2 separate regions of the Homo sapiens genome follow, and region 2 is linked to region 1. Evidence: read pairs that join two places in POLR2A ChIA-PET (ENCODE). Cell type or tissue: PC-9. All regions are shown on one strand. Each heading gives the region's core, and the rest is flanking DNA. Links, peaks and the distances in the headings are about the cores only.

Region 1 (4,397 bases), core at 204-4,203:
CAGTACAGTGGTGGTGGCATCCATAACATAGTTTATACTTCTCAGACTTCCCTCCCATCGCCCCACTTAACAATCAGTACTGGACAGCTGGTGCCTTTTGTTTTCAAAGTGAACAATGAATATTTTATGAGTTTACTTTCACAACGAGTTGCTCAGAATAGGAGAATACTAAATCAGAGTTTTAGAACAGGAATATAAACTAATTCCCCAATTTTACAGAAGAGTAGAGTAACACCCCTATCAACTAAGATTTATGTAAGAGCAAGTCAGAGAGAAGACTATATTCAGGTGTCTTGAAAACTGCAGTTTTCTGCTGCTATCCTTGCAGGGTATCAATCAAGGGGCATGCTTAATGACTGGCTACTAGAAAGAAATGCCTAATTCAGGATACTTATAACTCAAGGAAAATTCCTTATTCCTTTTTTTTTTTTTTTTTTGAGAGAGAGTGTTGCTCTTGTCGCCCAGGCTGGGGTGCAATGGCACGATCTTGGCTCACTGCAACCTCCGCCTCCTGGGTTCAAGCGATTCTCCTGCCTCAGCCTCCTGAGTAGCTGGGATTACAGGTGTGCACTACCATGCCCAACTAATTTTTATATTATTAGTAGAGACGGGGTTTTACCATGTTAGCCAGGCTGGTCTCGAACTCCTGACCTCAGGTGATCCACCCGCCTTGGCCTCCCAAAGTGCTGGGATTACAGGCATCAGCCACTGTGCCCGGCCACAGGAAAATACCTTCTTAAATGTCACAGGGAGGTCCAGCATTGGTCCCATAATCCCTACTTAACCAGCAGGTGAATCAGTGTCTGGTTCTTCTTAGGGTTAGGGATCTTCAGTTTCTTTAAACTGAATCTTCCTGATTTTAGGGCCAAAAATTTTTATTTCCTGTGTAAACAGTCTTGTTCCACACCTCAGAAATAAAGACACTCCATTCATGGATCTCATTATTGTAGAAGATTATGCCAACAACTTTGACATAATTATGAGTCTATCATTTCATCATCTGTAGTACAATTTTGTTTGAAAGCACAGCTGATTTCCTTGCTTTGAATTCCCAGAAGGACTGCTTTTATTCCACTGTCCATCTTATTTATCATGGTTGACGGCTATTGCCATTTCTAAATAAATGGTCAACTGTCTTCTTCTAAGGCAAGGTCTATTTAGTTTCCTTACATCCTATCCGCTTAGTGGTCATATTCTCTCACCATGAACACTATTCATCCCATGTTCCAAATCTGCATGGTCTTCTAACAAAGTGATTGGCAACACACTGTGCCTGCAGGAGTCCGGGAAGTCTCATGGCAGCCCCTTTTCTGTATCCCTGAGCCTCATGGGAATGCATGTGCAGTGCCTTGGAGGCAGGGTAAGAATGGGGTCAGGGAGTACAGAGAACAGGTGAGAAGAAACATACTGCAATGGGACAGCCAGCCCATCAGTGACAAACTTTGCTGCGGGTTCCACACTTGTTTCTAGTCTACGATATTTGTTTCTTGTTTTGTTTTGTTTTTTATTTTTGAGACAGGGTCTTGCTCTGTCGCCCAGGCTGGAATGCAGTGGCACAATCTCGGCTCACTGCAGCCTCGACCTCTGGGGCTTAAGCAATTCTCCCACCTTAGTCTCCCAAAGTGCTAAGATTACAGGTGTGAGCCATCACACCTAGCCTTAGTCTATGGTATTTACATGTTGACATCCAAATGTATAAAATATCTCTGGTCCCACTTTTTACTTGTCATGGAGGTAAACATGAATCTATCTCAACAAACAATCTTCCACATTTATGTTATAATGAAACCCTCTAAAAATAAAATAGACTTGGAAAAATCCATTTTCCTTACTATATCATGCTAGCTTTTTGTGTGCTTGTTTCTAGTCGATTGACACTTCTCAGCTGGGGAAAAAGAATATTCTTTCTCTCTTTTTTCATAAAACGTCTCTTGGGGTCACTGAATATGTGTCCTTTCACTTATTTCTTTCAAGTTTACCTTTCATTTGAAATTCTGTCTGCTCATTTTTAGTATTTGCTTCTTTCAAGGCACCCAAATATTCTTCTGCGCATCTCAGGAAAAGCACTATTTTTGACAAAGCTTTTAGCCAATGCTCATTAGGTTTCTATTTCCCTTCTAAGGACTTGGCAGGACTAGAATTGCTGAGTTCACATAATGTTTCGAAGCAGAAAAAATATTTCCAGGTGTTATACTAAAGGAGAACATCCTAATTGCATATGTAAAGTCGGGTTTGTGCTTTTGAAATGCAAGTCAGAATGTGCTGAACAATAGAAGTACAGACACAAAGGGACGTTCAGGTGACCTGTAATATGAGTCACTGCCCAGCCACCGATTTTGCAAGGAGAGTCACTGGGGCAAAAACTACCCTTTGTATATAATTATCGTGGTTACAAAAGTGTGTAGCAAATACACTGCTAGAGTTTTGTTCCTTTTTTTCCCATATCTTTGGAAGTATAGTGTTAAAATTTCTGATATGGCTTCCAAATTTGTGAGTGAAATTTCATTTGTAAGATAATTTAAAGAAAAGTTTCTGACTGCAAATTTAATTCAGCATTTTTTTTTACTATAAATTATCTCAAGGTTAAAAAAAATTAAATCTGTATATACTATTGGAATGTAATTAAACATCTGTAAAGCACATAAATCCCAGCAAGACACGTCGTCAAATTCTCTCATCTTCCTTATGCTCTTTCTGTCCCACCAATTTTGCTTGGTTTCTGATTTCACTGAGTTGGGATTAAATCAGTGTATTCCTCCCACTGCATAATTTAGGACTGCTTTAAAACGATGTAATTACAAACCTCAATGGCAGATTGTGAATTGCATTCACTGTCATAACTGCATTAGTATGGTTTTAAATTCTTTCAGAACAGTGGGGTAAAGATGTCATGTTAATATGGTAATAAGTTCCATTGCTCTACTATATGTCTGCTATTGATTATCTGCAGCAATTGTAGATTTGGATGGGATCCAAAATTAGACACAGAACCTTGAAACTTGCCAATGTTTTGTTCATCTACAGTAATTTTAAAGAAAAAAGTTCTTTAAAACAATAAAACTGGATGAAAGGGTTAGTATAGGATTTTAAACTTATGTAATTGCAGACTTAATTTTATAAATAGGTACAGTCCTGATCTATCGGTCTTCCTGAAGGAGGGAGAGAACATTTTGGGTAGTTACCTACTCTAATTTTGATTACTTTCTACGGAGTGAAATTGAAATACTTTTTGAAGGTTTTCCAAAGCCTTATTTGACAACATTTGCTATATTCACTCCCGTTGCTCTGCCAACCCCCAATCCTGTCCCTTATCATGAATTCTTTTTTCATGCCAAGTCTCAATTCCCTCTTCTTTTTCTGAATCTAGAGATGGTAGGCCCATTTAAACTGAATGTAGTCTGCCTCATCCAGGAAGCCCACCTGGATGAGATTTTGGTCACACACTTTCCAGTTTTACGTATACAATGAAAATGTCTTTTCATGCTTAAAAAAGTCCTCTCACATACTTTCTTTTAATTTAAGGTGTTCATAACCTCTAGATATACACTTTCCTTTAGTGTAAGGCCTTTGGTATGTGGAAACTCATGTATCAAAATTAGCTGTATTATTCTGCTGGCACCAAAGCTTGATTCATTAATTTAAATTCATTTCAGCCATCTTCATCAAATTTCTTTGTTAAATTTCTTTTAACAATCGAACTGTTTTGCTACTTTATAAATTACTAATTTGGGAGAAACAAAAAAATAGCTTGTCTACATATACAAATCGAGAAGCTATAATTAAGTTCCTGCTTGTCATTATCTACAAAGATATACACTTTGATCAATATAATTTTCCTGCCATGCATTTCTGGGTGTTTATAAATGAACTGAATTGTGGTGGGAAAAGATCCCAGTGCCTCTTAACGACTACAATAACTCTCTTGTAATTTTCTCAAAGCAAATGGTATTCGTTTACTCTTTTTCTTGAAGTTCATAATAAAAGCGAACAGCTTTTTGTTAAGAATCTTCAGGTTGTTAGATCTAAAGGGTCTGAAACTAGATAAATGCATACTTTAAGGAAATAAGCTTTTAAAGCAAAGGGGTGGGGAAAATACCCCCACCTCTTTAGCTGCGCAGAGTTCAGTCTTTTTTTTTTTTGAGATGGAGTCTCCTTCAGATGCCCAGGCTGGAGTGCAGTGGCACGATCTCTGCTCACTGCAACTTCTGTCTCCCAGGTTCAAGCAATTCTCCTGTCTCAGCCTCCCGAGTAGCTGGGACTACAGGTGCCTGCCACCACGCCCGGCTAATTTTTGTATTTTTAGTAGCGACAGGGTTTCACCTTTTTGGTCAGGCTGGTCTTGAACTCCTGACCTCAGGTGATCCACCTTCCTAGGCCTCCCAAAGTGCTGGCATTAC
Region 2 (4,397 bases), core at 330-4,329, 150 kb after region 1:
ATATACAGTATTGATCTTCCCTTAAAAAAATCATAGCCTCCTTACAATATGATAAGAAGTAGAAAAAATAAGATTAAACCAGGGGAAAAGTCAGAACACCTACCCGAATACCCCACTTCTGCTACAGTTAGGTCTAAAGTTCCTAGAAGCTAAAGAAGATTCTTAGGATCCATAAGATAAGTGGAAACCAGCTTCTAAGAAGAATTTTTCTCAGGACTCTTGGAGAAGTCTCTTTTATGGACTGTATTACTCAGTACAGGCTAGGTCATGCTGCAGGGTCAAAAGATCCCAAAACCTGAGTTTCTTGTATCTACCAAGATCTACATCTCAATCATGCTCCATGTCCTCTGTTCCTCAGCTGGGGGTCTGCTCCGTGTCTCCTCCCTCCGGGACTCAGCTGGCAGCACCCACCATCTTGGATGCTGCTGATTGCAGTAGTGGGAGGAGAAGACAGCTCTGGGCATCTTGCACAGGCAGACAATGCACTCATCTGGAAATCTACATCATCTCCTTTCATACTTTACTGGTCTGAAGTGCCATATGGCCTCACCCAACCGCAGGGGGGCTGGGTCTTTCATCCTATCATTGCTAGAGGGACAGCGAACGAGTGAGATCTCTCAATCAACACCAATGGCTGTCATAGAGATGGTTGTTAAGGGTGTGAAACAGTCCACATCACAATCAACAGTGTGTGAGTCACCAACATCCACTGCTTGTCAAATCTCTTGATGCAGGTGCAAAGCACCAAGCCAAAGCTTGGTCAGGTAAATACTATAGTAGGTGGGGCCAGAATCACAAGCTCCAGGATGCAGCTTTGTCAGCCTTGATTAATGTAAAGACAAAATCCTCCAGGAATAGGCCTCCAGGGGCCAGAGGGTAAAGGAGGTGAGGGAGGGTGGCTGTCTGACCAGACTGTGCTGAACTGCAAAGCACCTGCCCCATCTGAAGGCAGCGCGGTGGACGAGGCAGTACTTAAACTCTGGCTAAATTGGTTGCCATATGAGGCTGTGAACTTTGGCCTAACAGATTTTTTTTAAAAAAGAGAAACTAGAAATCCAAATGTTTGTAAAATCTCCAAAATTAAAAATATTTTTAAAAACAATGTACGAACCAGTCAAAACATGTCTGTCAGCCAGATGTGGCCTGTGCACTGCCAATTCATGGAGAAAGTCTAAGTTGCTGACTATTTAGAGAGTCAACAGTTGTGACAATTGACTGAGCAGAAGGTAGTGCTGATGTTCCCTTGGGGGAGGCCACCGAAAGTGGGATCTCACCTAACTCCGACAGGGGAAGTGAAAGCAAATGCCATCTTGTTTGTGGTCCTCATATTGAAATCACTGCTGAAGATGTCCTGGTTTAATAGGGACCAAATTCCTATTTAAAAAAAAACTGGGGAGATCAAGGGTCTTCCCTATGTGTTTCTCTACTATGTCCCCGGCATCTTGAACAAACCCATAAATGGAAGGTACTCAATAAAGATATGTTAAAGCAATGTGGGAGGTTGCATGGAACTAATTTAAAAACTATTTCTGTAGAACATGTCTGACGGCCTCTATTTCACCCAGGGACACCAAAAAATAACTTCTTCTTTAGGACTTTCTGGACAACTCTAAATCACTTACTTTGAATAATACTTCAGTGCTAAACAATGGAACTCTACTATAGTGGGTTTTCCGCCCTATAAACAAACAATTTCTATAGTGGCAAATTAGGCAACCTCATGTTGTCCCCAAGTAGCCCACCATGAGTGGGAGGCAGAAGAATGGTCCTTCCCTTGCAGCTATGAGTGGCAAGGACGTGGCACTGAGAGGTAGCCGCCAGGTAAGACCTGGCATTTGAGCCAAAAAGGATGCAGCTACAAATGGGGCATGGACTACAAACCAGCCTGCGACCAGGATATGGGATGTTTCAATGGATTCTGGCACAGAGAGATGACAACTCCTGAAGTCCCATGGAAAGGAGACGTAAGCCCAGGGGGAAGTGGGGAGAGGGAATCCCTGAACTGGCTGAATTTACTCTAAATTGACAAAGACTATGATATTGCCATTAGGCAGAATGGAAGCTTGAGATGGAAATTAAAATGAATTAAAAAGAAAATAAAGTGGCTACTTTCCACTTCCAGTTTTAGCCTGAGATTTCGTCCTTCCTGGAGAACCGTTGCTGGCCAGGTTTTCTGGGAAGCAGATTCCAAGGCCAGTGGCATGCACAGGATGCAAGATTGGGCAGGGGGAGGTATGGCAAGGCAGTCTCAACAAAAACCCCAGCTGACCCCAGGGAATTCTGAAGTGTGGCTGGTCCTTCAGACTTGTCCCAAATTGCAGCAAAGAAGCTGAGCTTTTATACCCTCAGGTTACACAGTCACTGGATGTGGGCTTTGGACAACACAGCTTCCTTCACCTGGGGGCGTCTGCCTGCAGCCTGCCCAGCTGCTGGGGGAATGAGTCTTCAGTCCTGCGGGGTGCAGGGGCAGTGCATTCCAGCACCCACTGATTGTCAGGGGAGACAAGTCTGGCCATCACTGGGCTGGGACATAAGCATGAAATAAACGTCCCCGTCATTTCCTTCTTTTCTCCACCCTGGGTGCTAACATTCTATGAATCTGGGAATTGAAAGCATTTCCTTGGTGTTCCTAATTCAGTTGAAATCTTTTCTATAGCAATTTATATAACGCTTTGATAGGCAAGGTTTGGTACGAACAGGCCAAAGTCAAAAGCAGCCTGAAGAAGGAAGTAGAATTAACAAGTCAAGTATGTAAAAAGAGCTGTAACAGTGTAAGTTACGAAGCACACCCCTAAACATGGAAGCTTTTTCTCTATTTTTCATTTGCATTTGCCCCACTTCTCCCAAAGTGTGTTTCTCAGAACATTAGTTTGAGAGATGTCCAGCACTGAAAGCTTTCCATGGGCAGATAAAAGTGGGAACCACTCAGCTTCCAGCCCCTCTGGGAGATTTCTGGGGTAAGCTAGCCCACCGAGAAGTCCTATGAAAAAGAAACCTGGTTAGCTTTGTAAGATGCAAATTTATCTGACCACAGGTAATAGCCCTGACATCTCGTAGAAATACCACATGATTCCAAAGAGTTTATTTATGTAAAGCAAGCAGTTTACTAATTTGTTTTGCTTTTCTAAGTAAATACTCCTTTTTCAAAACATCAGCAACTGCTTCTCTAAGTATATACATATATTTAATTTGTGAAGGAAAATCTCAGCTATGGCTACTTTGCTCAGAGAGTGGCCAGGGAGAGAGGCCGTCTATTAGATCTGGAAAATGACTTTAAAATTTGACCTTGATCATGCAGGAAACATCACAGTCAGAGACTTCATTTTTTAACCATGACTCTGGAACTACCTTAAAAACTAGTAGTATACCAGTGGCTGGAATTGATAGCACACCTGGCGGGTGCCGGCTGCTGCACCTGTGTGTATTTGACATCCATCAGGTCACTCAAAGGGCTGCTTAAAGCTCAGGCTGAAAGAGGTTCCACGCCCAACCTTCCATCATTCTTTTAAAAAAGATCCATTATAATAAAAAGTGCTAAAGTCATCCTTAAAATTAACACACTTGACCCGGAAGAGAAAGTCATTAAAAAAATCCTCACTTGGAAAACTAACACAAATACATGAATTCTGACCATGTATACTTGCTAATTTAAACAGAGTACAGATATTTCAAAGGAGAATGTTACATTTTTCTATTATAGCAGGGAATTTTATGTCCCTATGTGGCATAAAAATATACCCATATTCGGTGATTCCCATGTTAATAGTCACCAAATATGTGACTGGAAGTTCTGTGCATAGCTTGCCTGACAGCATTTCAGTAGGAAACGCTGTCTGCTTTCTTCAAGTCCCTTAAATCTTCCCCTCTGAGAAAATCACAATATATATGGGCCGGTGTTCAAATAGCTTCTTAATGTGGCCATGGCAAGGATGGGGGTGCTCTCATACAAACCATCGGCCAGCACCTTCCTGTGTGACTTACACTCACAGGCATGTGGTTGCCTTCATGGACATTCACGTACATTCTATCTCAGACGTTTATGAGCCCTTCTCTCACTTTCTCCTCAAACAGCTATTCTTAATTTTCAGCTCACCTTCTCTGAGCTAGAATGTTCCTGCCAAAAGAAGTCATTGGATGAATCCCTTTGGAGATGAAGAAATAAAGCAGGAGGAAGTGCAGGCATCAAGGAGCTTTGGTTGTCCCAATAGTCACTTCTCTTATGTGTGGTTAGGGCGGCAGGTGCAAGACTACTTGAAACCCAGTCGTTTTTAGCCAGTAGCCTCACATTCCTCTGTGCACAGAACTTTTTACCAGCTCTGCCTTCAGTTTTACTTCCTTCCAGAGCCGTTTCCCTGAGGACACTTCTGAGAGGCACTAAAGTAGCCCAAAGGCAGGAA

The links. Peaks named below come from ENCODE experiments on the same cell type or tissue, not always from the same donor. Only the 100,000 strongest peaks of a DNase experiment are listed, where the experiment ranks them.
Region 2: POLR2A ChIA-PET joins it to region 1 with 6 read pairs; 2 of 35 experiments call an interaction of 5 or more read pairs at or near these places.

What each region holds. Positions count from the first base shown.
Region 1 is chr7:29,567,683-29,572,079 of GRCh38, reverse strand. No RefSeq gene overlaps it. Among named protein-coding and RNA genes, the nearest start is that of PRR15, 6.0 kb to the right of the region's middle. In PC-9, for the core only: no CTCF peak of the experiment used is centred there; a DNase peak (open chromatin) is centred at 2,309; H3K4me3 peaks cover 969 bases; H3K27ac peaks cover 1,724 bases.
Region 2 is chr7:29,421,337-29,425,733 of GRCh38, reverse strand. All of the region lies in intron 6 of CHN2 (chimerin 2), which reads right to left. Among named protein-coding and RNA genes, the nearest start is that of PRR15-DT, 140 kb to the left of the region's middle. In PC-9, for the core only: no CTCF peak of the experiment used is centred there; a DNase peak (open chromatin) is centred at 683.